Linked DNA regions of Homo sapiens: region 2 is linked to region 1. Evidence: read pairs that join two places in POLR2A ChIA-PET (ENCODE). Cell type or tissue: PC-3. All regions are shown on one strand.

What was found. Peaks named below come from ENCODE experiments on the same cell type or tissue, not always from the same donor. Only the 100,000 strongest peaks of a DNase experiment are listed, where the experiment ranks them.
Region 2: POLR2A ChIA-PET joins it to region 1 with 12 read pairs; 3 of 35 experiments call an interaction of 5 or more read pairs at or near these places.

What each region holds. Positions count from the first base shown.
Region 1 is chr14:69,194,940-69,202,939 of GRCh38, reverse strand. The region is part of intron 1 of EXD2 (exonuclease 3'-5' domain containing 2); the gene reads right to left. GALNT16-AS1 (GALNT16 and EXD2 antisense RNA 1) reads left to right here. Exons shown (of 4, transcript NR_184249.1): 3 at 6,739-6,900. Among named protein-coding and RNA genes, the nearest start is that of EXD2, 7.4 kb to the right of the region's middle. In PC-3, no CTCF peak of the experiment used is centred here; no DNase peak of the experiment used is centred here.
Region 2 is chr14:69,101,718-69,109,717 of GRCh38, reverse strand. All of the region lies in intron 5 of DCAF5 (DDB1 and CUL4 associated factor 5), which reads left to right. Among named protein-coding and RNA genes, the nearest start is that of DCAF5, 47 kb to the left of the region's middle. In PC-3, a CTCF peak has its summit at 2,107 (motif pointing right); DNase peaks (open chromatin) are centred at 2,117 and 4,197; H3K27ac peaks cover 339 bases.

The DNA.
Region 1 (8,000 bases):
GGTCATATAAAGCTTGTAGTAAATTAAAATTCACTGATGCCAAATCAAGTTCTTCATTTTATATATTTGTAATTTATATTTTGTACTTAAATCAAAAATCCTTCTTCTAAATTTCATCTTGTCTGTTTCAGCCAAATGTTTCATCTATTGAGGCCAATCTGCATCTTGATTATGCTTCCCTCTCAAACATAATTTTACATAAAAAACTGAATATTTGTTTTCAGAGAAAATAACATCTCCTAACATACGGTTTTATTAATTCATTTTTATTTGAAGAGGTTTTGTAAACTGCATTTTTTTTTCTTTTCCAGCCAAGGGATTCATTCAGCAAACTTTTTACACAACACATTATATAAGTCAGACACTGATAGACCCCGGGTAAAAAGAGTCGAAAGGCACAATCTGCCTTCGAAAAATTCATGATTTAGCCAAGGAAAAATACACGTAATGAACAAGTTGCAAAGAGTGGGATAACACCAACAAGTGAAGCACACACAAGTACATGAATGGCTTGGACTTGAGGAAAGAGTGGGGATATTGTTTTTATTTTTATTTATTTTTTTGAGACAGGGCCTCACTTTGTCACCCAGGCTACAGTGCCGTGGCATGATCTCAGCTCACTGCACCCTTGACCTCTTGGGTTCAAGTGATCCTCCCACCTCAACCCCCCCAAGTAGCTAGGACCAACCACAGGCACATGACAGCACCCCAACTAATATTTTGTATTTTTGGTAGAAACGGGGTTTTGCCAGGTTGCTTGGGCTGGTCTCAAACTCCTGAGCTCCAACACCCGCTAATATTTTATATTTTTGGTAGAAACGGGGTTTCGCCAGGTTGCCCAGGCTGGTCTTGAACTCCTGAGCTCAAGCGATCTGCCCACATCAACCTCCCAAAGTGCTAGGATTACAGGCATGAACACCACACCTGGCCGAGTTGGGGTATTATTAAGAGAAAACATGGCTGAGTGCGGTGGCTCACACCTGTAATCCCAGCACTTTGGGAGGCCGAGGCAGGTGGAATACCTGAGGTCAGGAGTTCAACACCAGCTGACCAATATGGTGAAACCCCATCTCTACTAAGATTACAAAAATTAGCCGGGTGTGGTGGTGTGCGCCTGCACTCCCAGCTACTCAGGAGGCTGAGGCAGAAGAATCGCTTGAACCCGGGAGGCGGAGCTTGCAGTAAGCCGAGATTGCACCACTGTGCTCCAGCCTGGGCAACAGAGCAAGACTCTGTCTCAAAAAAAAAAAAAAAAAAAAAAAAAAAACAGAGAAAACACTTGCTGAGAGAGACGGTGTCTGAGACTGGCATTCAAACAGGAGCAAGAGTTCTCCAGGTGCAGGAGCCAGACAGGAGGAGGGCACTGCAAGTGGAGGGAACAGCTTGTGCACAAATGGGAAGGGCAGGAAGCACCACAGGATAGGTGAAACATTTAAACAACTGTAAAATGTAGGTGGGCACAGTGGCTCATGCCTGTAATCCCAGTAGTTTGGGAGGCCAAGGTGGGAGGATCACCTGAGATCAGGAGTTTGAGACCGGCCTAGTCAGCATGGTGAAACCCCATCTTTAATAAAAATTCAAAAATTAGCCAGGCATTGTGGCATGTGCTTGTAGTCCCAGTTACTCAGGAGGCTGAGACATGAGAATCACTTGAACCCAGGAGGCGGAGGTTGCAGTGAGCTGAGATCATAACACTGCACTCCAGCCTGGGGGACAGAGTAAGACTCCATCACAAAAACAAAAACAAACAAAAAAAACCAACGTAAGATGTATTATACATGTAAAATATACACCAAATTTTTGAATACTTACTACAAAAAAAGGATGTAAACTTTTTATAATTTCCATACTGATTTTTTTTTTTTGAGATGGAGTTTTGCTCTTGTCACTCCGGCTGGAGTGCAATGGCACGATCTCAGCTCACTGCAACTTCTGCCTCCCGAGTTCAAGCAATTCTCCTGCCTCAGCCTCCCAAGTAGCTAGGACTACAGATGCCCGCCACCACACCCGGTTAATTTTTGTATTTTTAGTAGACACGGGGTTTTACCATGTTGGCCAGGCTGGTCTCGAACTCCTGACCTCAGGTGATCCACCCACCTCGGCCTCCCAAAGTGCTGAGATTACAGGCGTGAGCCACCACGCCTGGCCTCATACTGATTTTTATGGTGACTTCTTTATCGTGGTAAAATATATATAACATAACATTTACCATTTTAGCCTTTTTTTTTTTGGAGACAAGGTCTGGCTCTATCGCAAAGGCTGGAGTGCAGTGGCGCGATCTTGGCTCACTGCAACCTCCACCTCCTGAGCTCAAGCCATCCTCCCATCTTAGCCTCCCAAGTAGCTGGGACTACAGGTAGTCCCCACGATGCCTGGGTAATTTTTTTTTTGTATTATTTTTGTAGAGATGGGGTTTCACAATGTTGCCCGGGCTGGTCTCAGATTCGTGAGCTCAAGCGATCCCCTAGACTCGGCCTCCCAAAGTGCTGGGATTACAGGCCTGAGCCACCACGCCTGGCCCATTTTAGCCATTTTTAAGTGTACAATTCAATGACAATAAGTACATTCACACTGCTGTGCAACCATCACCATCACCCATTTCCAGAACAACTTCATCCTTGCAAATAGAAACTGTAATTCAACAAGAATTCCCATTCTCTTCTAACCCCTGATAAGCCCTATTATACCTTCTATCACTATGAATTCCATATTGATTTTTTAATATTTATGTTGAAATAATGCTTGGAATATACTGGGTTCAATATAGTCATGTGCTGTATAACAATGTTTCGGTCAACAACAGATGACACATACAATAGTTCTACAAAATTATAAGATTACAATGGTGCAGAAAAATTCCTATTGCCTAGTGACATCATAGCCATCCTAACCGTCCTAACGTTGCTGCACAATGCGTTACTCACAAATGTGTGTAATTATGCTGGAGTTAACGAACCTACAGCACAGCCAGTCGTATAAAAGTATAGCACATGCAATTATGTATAGCACATACCTGATAACGACAATAAACGACTATGTTACTGGTTTATTTATTTACCATATTTTTTATTTTACGGTGTACTCCTTCTACTTATAAAAAAAATTAACTGTAAAGCAACCTCAGGCAGCTCCTTCCGAAGTTATTCCAGAAGGCATTGTTATCATAGATACAGCTCCATGCCTGTTATTGCCCCTGAAGACTTTCCAGTGGGACAAGATGTGGAGGTGGAAGACAGTGATATTGATGATCCTGACTCTGTGTATGTCTAAGCTAACATGAATGTATGTGTTTGTGTCTTAGTTTTTAACAAAAAAGTTTAAAAAGGTAAAAAAAAAAAAATTTTAAGTTGAAAAGAGCTTATAAAGAGATAAACATTTTTATACAGCTGTACAACATATTTGTGTCTTAAGCTGAGTGTTATTACAAGTCAAAAAGTTAAAACAATTAAAAAGTTTATAAAATAAAAAAGTTATAGTAAACTAAGGTTAACTTATTATTCCAAAAAAATTTTAAATAATTTGAGTGTAGCCTAAATACACACGTGTTTATAAGATCTAAAGTAGTGTACAGTCACGTCCTAAGCCTTCACATTCACCCACCACTCACTCACAGGTTCACCCAGAGCAACTTCCAGTCCTGCAAGCTCCATGCATGGTAGATACCCTACATAAGTGTAACACTATTTATCTTTTCTTGAGACGGAGTCTCACTCTGTTGCCCAGGCTGGTGTGCAGTGGCGTGATCTCGGCTCACTGCAAACTCTGCCTCCCAAGTTCAAGCGATTCTCCTGCCTCAGCCTCCTGAGTAGCCGGGGCTACAGGCGTGTGCCACCACACAAGACTATTTTTTAAATTTTTAGTAGAGACGGGGTTTCACCATGTTGGCCAGGCTGGTCTCGAACTCCTGACCTCAGGTGATCTGCCCGCCTCAGCCTCCCAAAGTACTGGGATTATAGGCGTGAGCCTCCATGCCCGGCCCACTGTTTAGCTTTTATACCACATTTTTACTGTACTTTTATGTTTAGGTATGTTTAGATACACAAATACTTACCACTGTGTTACAACTGCCTACAGGACTCAGTACAATAACATGCCATATAGGTCTATAGCCTAGGAGTAATAAGCTATACCATACAGCCTAGGTGTGTAGTCAGCTATTCCATCTAGGTTCGTGTAAGTGTGCTCTATCGTGTTCACAAAATGACACATTTCACAGAACAGATCCTCATTAAGTGATGCCATTACTACAGTTCACCTTGTTTCTTTTTATATCTTTAATGTGGCTACTAGAAAATTTTAAATTGGGGCTCACATTCTACTTCTAATGGACACTACTGTGCTAAAATATAATGTGCAAGTAAGGAAATAGAGATGATGCTGGAATGAGTAGATACAGGACAAGTCATGAGGGGCCATCATTATCCTACAGGACACTGGAGAGCAAATAACAGACTTATAAGGAGAGTGACAGGATGAGACCACCATGGTACTAATGTGGGTGCTAGCCTGGAGGAGAGCAAGGCCGTAGGCAGAGAGACCTGTTAGAAGCTCATAAAGCAGAGCGGAGAGGCAAAGAATACTCGAATTATGGCAGAGGAATGTAGAATGAAAAAGAACCACAGCTCCTGAACAGAATGACTGCATCACAACCACCTGGAAAAACAACAAAGTCATCAACCAACTTTTAGAAATTATATGGTAATTCAGAAAGTCTGATGAGTATAAAATCAATAGCTTTCCAAACCTATTATAAAAATGTGAAAAAAGAAATCTCATTCATAATAGCAATATACCTGTATACTATTTTAAAACTACATAAAAAAACCACATAATCACATACACAAGTCTAGGAAAGAATTCAACAAGAAATGTGTCAGATCAATACAAAGAGGAACAGAAAACTTTAGTGAAGATCTAGAAGAAGACCAGAAGAGTGGAGATGTATGATAGCAGCTGTCAAACAGGACCAATCATGTGCCAGGCACTTTACATGTACATATATACTCATATTAAAGTATTCATTTAATCCTTTCAATAACCCTATGTGGGAGGTACTATAATTATCCTATTTTTGATAAGAAGAAAAGATTGTTTTATAGAAATACTCAAAATAATATGTAAATTCAATACAAACTTCATTTTAAAAAACTTTTTAAAAGAATGAATTGACTGTGTGCAGATGAGAAAAATGGATGCAGCAACATGGATCAGCTGGAGGCCACGACCTGAGTGAATTAATGCAGGAACAGAAAACCAAATACTGCGTGTTCTCACTTGTAAGTGCAGCTAAACACCCAGTACACATGGACATAAAGACGGGAACAACAGACACTGGGGACTACCAGAGGGGAGGGGAAGACAGGGAAGGGGGCCGCAGGCTGAAAAACGACCTATACCCAATACCTGAGTGAAGGACTCATCCATACCCCAAACTCCAGCATAACATGTTACCCATGTAACAAACCTGCACATGTACCACCCTGAATTTAAAATAAAAGTTGAAATTATAAAAAAAAAAGAATGAATCAACCATCGAGACAGCGAAAAGACAACCCACAGAATGGGAAAAAATATTTACAAATCATATATTTGGGAAGGGTGTGTATCTAGAATACACAAAAATCTCTTACCACCAAATAATAAAAAGACAGACCAATTTAAAAACTGGCTAAGAATCTGAATAGGTATTTCTGTTCTTTATTTTTTAATATATTTTTTAGAGACGAGATCTGGCTCTGTTGCCCAGGCTGCAGTGCAGTGATGCAATCACAGCTCACGACAGCCTCAAACTCCTGGGCTCAAGTGATCCTTCTGCCTCAGCCTCTTGACTACAAGTGTGCTAACTGAACAGACAAGTCCAGCTAACTGAATAGACATTTCCTGATAGAGGGTATACAAATGGCCAATAAGCACTTGAAAAGATGTTCAATATCATGAGCTGTTAGGGAAATGCAAATCCAAACCACAATCAGATACCACTTTACACCAAGTAGGATGGTTCTATTCAAAAAAACAAATAAGGCCAAGTATGGTGGTGCACACCTGTAATTCCAGCACTCTGATCCAAGGTGGGAGGATCACTTGACGCCAGGAATTTGAGACTAGCCTGGGCAACATAGTGAGACCCTGCCTCAAAAAAAAAAAAAATTAATTGGCCAGGAGTGGTAGTGTGCCTATAGACTTAGCTACTTGGGAGGCTGAGGCAGGAGGATTGCTTGAGTTCAGGAGTTTGAGGCTGCAGTAAGCTTTGATCACTCCACTGCACTCCAGCCTGGTCAACAGAGTAAGACCCTGTCTCTCAAAAAAAAAAAAAAAAAGTGCTGGCAATAATGTGGAGAAATTAGAAATCTCATGCATTGTTGGTGGGAATGTCAAATGGTACAGCTGCTCTGGAACACAGTCTGGCAGTTATATAACCTAGCAATGCCACTGGCAGGTATATACCCAAGGGAAATGAAAACACATGTCCGTACTAAAGTTCATAGCTATTCATAATAGCCCAAAAGTGGAAACAACTCAAATGTCAATTAGTTGATGAACAGATAAATAAAATGTAGCATATCCGTATGTTATGAGTTGAATCGTATTCCCCAAAAAGATATGTTGAAGGTCTAACCCCCAGGACCTGTGAATGTGACCTTATTTGAAAATAGGGTCTTCGCAGATGTAATCAAGTTAACATGAGGTCATACTGAAGTAGGGTGCGCCCTTAATCAACTATGACTTGTGTCCTTACAGGAGGAGGAGAAGAAACAGGCTTACGCTGAGCGAATCCAATGTGCAGACAGACACACAGGGAAGGTGACCATTTGAAGACGGAGGCAGAAACTGAAGTTGTGCAACTGCAAACCAAGAAATGCCATGGATTGCCAACAACCACCAGGAACTAGAAGAGGCAAGGTAGGATTCTCCCCTAGAGCCTTCAGGAAGAGCACAACCCTGCTGACACCTTAATTTTGAACTTCTAGCTTCCTTAACTGCGAGAGAATAAACCTCTGTTGTTTTAAGTCAGCAGTTTGTGTTACTTTGACCACAGCCCTACAAAATAAATATACCACAGGATGAAATTTCATTCAGTAATAAAAAGAATGAAGTACTGAAACATGCTATAGCATGGAAGAATCTTCAGTACATTATCCTAAGTTAAAGCAGTCAGTCACAAAAGACTACACATTGTATGATTCCTTTTACACAAAACACCCAGATCTCGAAAGACAGAAATATTAGTGGTTGCCTAGGGCTGGGGTCTCAGGGGAGTCAGGGATAGGGACTGACTTCTAATTGGTATGGGTTTCTTTTTGGGGTGATAAAAATGTTCTAAAATTAGACTACGGTGATGTTTGCACGACTCTATGAATATACTAAAATCATTAAATTGTACACTTTGAAGAATTGTATGGTGTGTGAATTACTTCTCAATAAAGCCATTAAAAAATGATTTGGAGCTGCGTGTGGTGGTTCACACCTGTAATCCCAGCATTTTGGAAGGCCAAGGCGGGTGAGTCACTTGAACCCAGGAGTTCAAGACCAGCCTGCGCAGCATGGTGAAACTTCATCTCTATAAACAATACAAAAATTAGCCAGTGTGGTGGTACACACCTGTAGTCCCAGCTACTTGGGGGGCTGAGGCAGGAGGATCACTCGAGCCCAGGAGGTCAAGGCTGCCACTGCACTCCAGCTGAGTGACAGAGTGAGACCTCATCTCTCTTTTTTTTTTTTTTTTGAGACAGAGTCTCGCTCTGTTACTCAGGCTGGAGTGCAGTGGTGCAATTTCAGCTCACTGCAACCTCTGCCTTCTGGGTTCAAGTGATTTTCCTGCCTCAGCCTCCTGAGTAGCTGGGATTACAGGCGCACACCATCACGCCCGGCTAATTTTTGTATTTTTAGTAGAGACTGGGTTTCACCATGTTGGTCAGGCTGGTCTCAAACTCTTGACCTGGTGATCCGCCCGTCTCAACCACCCAAAGTGCTGGGATTACAGGCGTAAGCCACCGCGCCCG
Region 2 (8,000 bases), 93 kb after region 1:
TGGAAAATGGATAAATAAACTGTGGAATAGCCATACAATAGAATATTACACAAACATAAATAAACAACAAACTATAAATATACACATTGACATGGATGAATCTCACGGTCATAATATTGAATAAAAGAATTCAAATACAAAAGAATCTCTGTGATTCCATTTGCATGATGCTCAAGAACAGGCAAGTTATGGAAGTCAGAATAGTGGTTACCTCTGGGTAAGGTATTGACTAAGGAAGGCATGAGGGAAACTTCTGGGGTTCTATATCTTGATCTGGGTGGCAATTTCATGGTTGTATACCTATATAAATTTTTATTGAGCAATGCCCTTAGAATTAGTGCATGTTATCATATTATGTTGTATCTTTTTTTTTTTTTTTGAGGCAGAGTTTTGCTCTGTCTCCCAGGCTAGAGTGGCGCGATCTCAACTCACTGCAAGCTCTGCCTCCCGGGTTCACACCATTCTCCTGACTCAGCCTTCTGAGTAGTTGGGACTACAGGCGCCCGCCACCACGCCCGGCTAATTTCTTTTTGTATGTTTAGTAGATATGGGGTTTCACCTTGTTAGCCAGGATGGTCTCAATCTCCTGACCTCATGATCCACCCGCCTCAGCCTCCCAAAGTGCTGGGATTACAGGTGTGAGCCACCGCGCCTGGCCTGTATTATGTTGTATCTTAAAATTTAAAAAAAGAATCCAAGGCCACTGTTGTCTTCAAGTGGGTATTTATCTTCTTCCCTACGATTCCAGTGGCTGTGGCAATAACACTGGCTCTTTACAGAGCTGCCTTAAAGGGACAAAAGAGAGAACGAGAAGAGTCAGGTGGACCTAGAAATTTTGGTGGTATTATAGAAAACTGCAACAGAAAAGCTGAAGATAACTGGGATTTTGCTCGTCACAATGATTAGCTTTAGTCGGGGGCATGCCTTCTGGTTATTAAGCTACTCCCTTCTTTCTGTCTTCTACTCACCCATCTTTACCATACATAGGTTTACAGTACTCATGCAAGTGTTCTGTCCTCTGAACTCCTTAATAAAAAGCTTGCTTTCTCCCAAGCACTGTATTCCTTTCTTAAACTTCTTTGTTTTTTTATTATTGTCATCGTCTGTCTTATAATCATCCTGGCTGAAATCTCAAAGTCCATTTGCCTCTTCTGCCTCTCCCTCCCTCTGCCATAAACATCTTTGCTCTGTGTTAGTGCTTGGCCACTCTTTTCATTGCTTAAATCCCTACCCCATTTCATACCCATTTCCGTCTCTCCATAAGGTTCTGACTGCACTGGCTCCTTAGCTTGCGTCTCTTCTCCCTTTGCACCACCCCCCAAAACACATACACATAGAGGATGCTTTCTCCTGTTTTCTTGATTTTTCTTTACGTGTTCATGTCATAGTTACCAAGATCAAATGGTAATCCATCAGGGAAAACTTCCTTGCTAGATCTCTCTGTTACATACTCTTAAAGATGCTTTTACTCACCATGTCCCCCGGCACCTGGCACTATTTTGGCACAGAGTGTATGTTGAATGAATGCAGCTGTCCCTAACTTCTAGAGGAAAGGATCTCTCCATTCAGAATCTCTGTAAAGTACTTATGATCTGTGGCATTCATGTTGCACATTTCAGTTGCTGCTTTTGCCATCATTAGTTATTCATATGCTATGTCTTGTCTCCCGGTAGGCCAGTATTTGTCTTTGATTTCCTTCCCAGTGCCCAGGAGCTGCTTCACAGAAAGGAGGCATTTGTCCTAATATGTATTATTACTTGTGTTTTTCTATGAATTTTTAAGGGCAGGTGCGTGTTTTATTCATCTTTAATCTCTAGTGCCTAGCACAGTGCTTGGAATATTATGGAAACTTAGTAAATATTGAATGAATATATAGTGTTATACTCATCCCAAAATAGTCAAAGCTAACTTTTAGAAAATACTTTCAAAGCTAACTTTCTATAATGTTTATGGACCTGCTAATCCCTGAGTATAATGACATGAATCCAAATGTTGTATCTCAGGAATAAATCCTTAGAGGAGGTGTAAGGTTTCTTGCTGGGCTTTGAATGCCACCGTCAATTAGTTATGTGGCAGAGAGCCAGGTATTCTGGTGAAGTTGCTTTGTAGCTTTTAAGCCACAAGGTGGAGGTGTAGAATCAGTTTTGCCCACTGGAGGACACCAGGTCACTGGTTTCCTAACCCAGTGATTCTCAAACTTTAAGGGGCATCAGAATCACCTGAGGAGCTTGTCGAAGCACTCCTTCCTGGACCCCATACCTAGAGATTGAGTTGTTGGTTTGGGGTGGGACCTTTGATTCTGCCATTATTTAGCAAATACCCAAGGTGATTTAGCAATTTTGTTGGTCTTACAAGATGGAAGCAGTGGTTAATCAGAGAGGTCCATGTTGAATTTGCTCAAGTTCACTCAGACCCAGGGTCTTTGGGGTTTAGGCCAGAGATTGCTTGCGTCCATTCCTTCTCACCAGACACAAATGTCTTTTATGACAAGAGACGTCGCTTCAGACCAGAGCATCTGGGGAATGCCTGGTAAATGGAGGGGAGCTCTGCAAACAAGTATCATTTCATATTCTTCCTTTCGTATTCCCCAAGTCCAGTTATTCAGAAGTAGATAATATCAAAACCTAAATCAAATGGACTTTCTTATTTAATTATTTAATTATTTATTTATTTTTTGAGACAAAGTCTTGCTCTGTTACCCAGGCTGGAATGCAGTGGTGCAATCTCGGCTCACTGCAGCTTCCACCTCTTGGGTTCAGGCGATTCTCCTGCCTCAGCCTCCCAAGTAGCTGGGACTGCAGGCATGTGCCACCATGCCCGGTTAATTTTTTTGTATTTTTAGTAGAGATGGGGTTTCACCATGTTGGCCAGGTTGGTCTTGAACTCCTGACTTCAAGTGATCCACTCATCTCAGCCTCCCAATGTGCTGGAATTACAGGCATGAGCCACCGCGCCCAGCCAGCTTTCTTATTTTAAAATCAAATGTTGACGTTTTCTTCTTAAAAATTTTTATGGTAAGACTTTTTTTCAAATATGTGTAAAAGTAGGCTGGGTGCAGTGGCTCACGCCTGTAATCCTAGCACTTTGGGAGCCCCAGGCAAGGGGATTGCTTGAGGCTAGGAGTTCAAGACATGCCTGGGCAACATACACCCTATCTCTACAAAAGTATTCTTTTAAAAATTAGCCAGGTGGGGTAGTGGCAGAGTCTGCAGTCCTAGATACTGGAGAGGCTGAGGCAGGAGGATCGCTTGAGCCCAGGAGGTTGAGGCTGCAGTGAGCCATGATTGCACCACTGCACTCCATCCTGTGTGACAGAATGAGACCCTATCACTAAAAATAAATAAAAATTTAAAAAACAGTTAAGGTGGGCACGGTGGCTCATGCCTGTAATCCCAGCACTTTGGGAGGCCAAGGAGGGTGGATCACCTGAGGTCAGGAGTTTGAGACCAGCCTGGCCAACATAGTGAAACCCTGTCTCTATTAAAAATACAAAATTAGCCGGGCGTAGTGGTGGGCCCCTGTAATTCCAGCTACTCGGGGGGCTGAGGCAGGAGAATTGCTTGAACCTGGGAGGCAGAGGTTGCAGTGAGCTGAGATTGCAACCATTGCACTCCATCCTGGGCAAAAAAAGCGAAACTCCGTCTCAAAAAAAGCAACACAAAACAAAAAACAGATAAAAGCAGAATAGTAAAAATAATATTTACCTATTCTGGGTATTTCACACTATGTATAATTATTCAGGGTTCTCCAGAGGAACAGAACCAATAGGAGATATATATATATATATATATATATATATATATGACAGTTTATTAGGGAAAATTGGCTCATACCATTACAAAGGTGAATGATAGGCTATGTGCAAGCTGAAGAATGGGAAAAGCCAGTAGAGTGGTCAGTTCAAGTCTGAAAGCCTCAAAACCAGGTAGGCCGACAGTAGAGGCTTCAGTCTGATGCCAAAGGCCCAAGAGCCCCCAGGAGGCCACTGGTGCAAGTCCCAGAGTCCAAAGGCAGAAGAACTTGCAGTCTGATGTCCAAGGGCAGGAGGAGAGGAAGCAAAGCATCAGGCTTGGAAAGAGAACAAGGAACATCAACAAGCTGAATATCCCCCTTTTTCTGCTAGCTTTGTTCTAGTTACACTGGAACAATGCCTGCCCACATTAAAGGCGGGTCATGTTCTCCCTGCCCACTGACTCACATCTCAGTCTCCTCTGGAAACAGGCTCACAGACACACACAGCAACAATGCTTCAGCAGCCATGTAGGCATGCCTGAGTCCAGTCAAGTTGACACCTAATATTGGCCATCACGATATGTGACCTTCTGTCTGGCTTCTTTCACTTAGCATCATGTTTTTGAGATTCATCCACATGTATTAGTGTCTCATTCTTTTTTATGGCTAAATAATATTCTATTATATATACATTATACATATATGGATATACACATTTTGTTTATCCATTCATCTAATGATAGCCGTTTGGATTGTCCCATCTTCTGGCTATTGTGAATGATACTATCATTAACATTCGTGAACAAATTTTTTTTGAGAACCTGTTTTCAATTATTTTGGGTATATTACACCTAGGAGTGGAATTACTGGATCATATGGTGATCCTATATTAAACTTTTTGAGGAACTACCAAACTGCTTTCCATAAAAAGATAATTAAAAAAAAAACATAACCACAATATTATTCCACCTAAAAAGTAACAATAATTCCTTAATACCATCTCATATCTAGTTGTTACAATGGTTTTTGTGAAGCAGGACTCAAAATCCTTACAAAGCAATTGGATGATTTGACTTCTAAGTCTTTTTAGTTTGTAGGTACCCCTGTCTCTCACTTTTTTTTTTTTTAAAGACAGAGTTTTGCTCTCGTTGCCCAGGCTGGAGTGCAATGGCGCTATCTTGGCTCACTGCAACCTCCACCTCCTGGGTTCAAGCGATTCTCCTGCCTCAGCCTCCTGAGTAGCTGGGATTACAGGCGCCCGCTGCTACACTCGGCTAATTTTTGGTATTTTTAGTAGAGATGGGGTTTCACCATGTTGGCCAGGCTGGTCTTGAATTCCTGGCCTCAAGTGATCCACCCACCTCGGCCTCCCAAAGTGCTGGGATTACAGACGTGAGCCACCCCACCCGGCCATCTCTCACTTCTTTTGCTTGCAAATTATGTGTTGAAGAAACTGGATTATTTGTCTTACGAATTTCTTATATTCTAGCTTATGCTGATTGCATTCTTCTACTGTAATTTAGCATATTCCTCTGACTCAGGTTTTTCCCATGAATTGGTATTAGATCTAGAAGCTTGAACAAATTCAGGTTTGATTTTTTTAAATGGGTACAAAAATATTTCATTGATGATGTGTGTATCCATAAAGAAATTAAAAATGCCTAGTTATCTCTCTGTTTGTTTTGAAATACTTTGACAGACTTCTTAGTTTAGCTTTTTAAAATACAAGCCATGCTGGTAAAGATGTGGAGAAACTCAGTCACTCACATATTGCTGGTGGGAATATGTAATGGTATAGCCACTCTGGGAAACAGTTTGTAGTTCCTTTATATATTAAAGATGAGCTTACCATATGACCCAGCAATTTCATTCTTGGATCTATATCTAGGAGAGATGAAATGTATTTCTATACAGAAACTTGTACATGAATGTTCATAGCAGCTTTATTCCTTATAACCAAAAGCTGGAAACTACTCACATGTCCTTCATTAGGTGAATGTGGTACATTCATACCACAGACTGCTACTCAGTGATGAAAAGGAACTAACTGTGTTGATACAACTTGGATGAACTTTAAGGAAATTTTGTTGACTGAAAAAAAGCCAATCTCAAAAGAATACATGCTGCATAATTCCACTTATGTAATCCTCATTAATGATATAATTCTCAAGATAAGTACAGATTATTGATTGCCAGGAGTTAGAGATGAGAGTAGAGGACAAGTTGCATGAGGGAGTCTTGTGATTGTACAGATAAATATCTTAATTGCAGTGATTGTTACATGAAGCTATGCATGATGTACATATACAAGCTATACAAGCGAGTTTCCATAGCATAGTGGTTATCACATTCACCTAACACAAATGAATGCATGTATAGCTGATAAAATCTGAATAAATTCTGTGGATTGTGCCAATGTAATTTTCCTGGTTGTGATATTGTACTATGGCTATGCAAGATGGTGGTAACATTGGAAGAGGCTGGATAAAGGATGCACAGGACGTTCTTGTACATTTCTTGTGTCTTGCTCTGAATCTATAATTATTTCAAAAGAAAAAGAAATACAAGTAACAGGTAATAATGTTCTCCTTTTAAAACTGTCCACAGGCTAACGCCCCCTCTGACTACCTCTTCTAGTCCTGGTCCTTCATGTTTTCTCCTGGGGGTAGTGAGTATTATGAGTTTATAATATATGCTTCCAGAACTTCTTCTTGGTTTTTATATGCTTATACATGTACCCGTAGAAAAATATATGGCATTATTTCCATATGCTTCTATGTTTTTCACACAAATAGTATGCTACTATATAATCATTCTACAACTGGACTTTTCACTCATTGGTATGTGTTGAGAATTTGTCCATATACACGTGTGTTCTGCATAATGATGTTTCAGTCAATAATGGACCCACATGTATGACAAAAGTCCCATAAGATTATAATGGAGCTGAAAAATTCCTGTCACCTGGTAATGTAGCTGTCATAATGTAGCACAACACATTCTTCATGTGTTTGTGGTGACGTTGGTGTAAACAAACATACTGTGCTGCCAGTCGTATAAAAGTGTAGTACATAAGATGATGTACAGTACGTAACACTTGATAATAAACAGCTGTGTTACTGGTTTACCTGTTTACTGTATTGTATTTCTTATAGTTATTTTAGTGTATATTCCTACTTATTAAAAAAAGTTTACTGTAAAGCAGCTTCAGGCAGGTCCTTCAGGAGGTATTCCAGAAGAAGGCATTATCATAAGAGATGATAGTTCCACGTGTATTATCGACCCTGAAGATGTTAGTAGAACAGATGTGAAGGTAGAAGATAGTGATATTGATGAGCCTGACCCTGTGTAGGTCTAGGCTAATATGTGTGTGTGTGTGTGTGTGTGTGTGTGTCTTTGTTTTTAACAAAATAAAAAGTTTAAAAAGTAAAAAAAAAAAAAAAGAATAAGGATATAAAGAAGGAAAGTGCTTTTGTACAGCTGCACAATGTGCCTGTTTTAAGCTAAGTATTATAACAAGAGTCAAAAAGTTAAAACAGTAAAAAAGTTTATAAAGTAAAAAAGTTATAGTAAACTAATGGTCGGGCGCGGTGGCTCATGCCCGTAATCCCAGCACTTTGGGAGGCTGAGGCAGGGATCACTTGAGGTCGGGAGTTCGAGACCAGCCTGGCCAACATGGTGAAACCCTATCTCTACTAAAAATACAAAAATTAGCCGGGCATGGTGACGTGTGCCTGTAATCCCAGCTGCTCAGGAGGCTGAAGCAGGAGAATCACTTGAACTCAGGAGGCGGAGGTTGCAGTGAACCGAGATCACACCACTGCACTCCAGCCTGGGTGACAGAGTGAGACTTTGTCTCAAAAAAAAAAAAAAAAAAAGTTATAGTAAACTAAGGTTAATTATTGCAGAAAGAAAAATATTTTTAAATAAATGTAGCGTAGCCTGTGTGTAATATTTATATAGTCTATGGTGGTAGTGTACAGTAATGTCCTAGGCCTTCACATTCATTCATCACTCACTCACAGACTCACCCAGAGCAACTTCCAGTCCTGCAAGCGCTATTCATGGTGGATACCCTATACAGGTGTACCATTTTTTTAAATCTTTTATACTGTATTTTTACTGTGGCTTTTAAATGTTTAGATACACAAATACTTACCCATTGTGTTACAGTTGCCTATGGCATTTGGTGTTCCATATAATAACATATAGTAACATGCTGTACAGGTTTGTAGCCTAGGTTATACCACATAGCTGGGGTGTGTAGT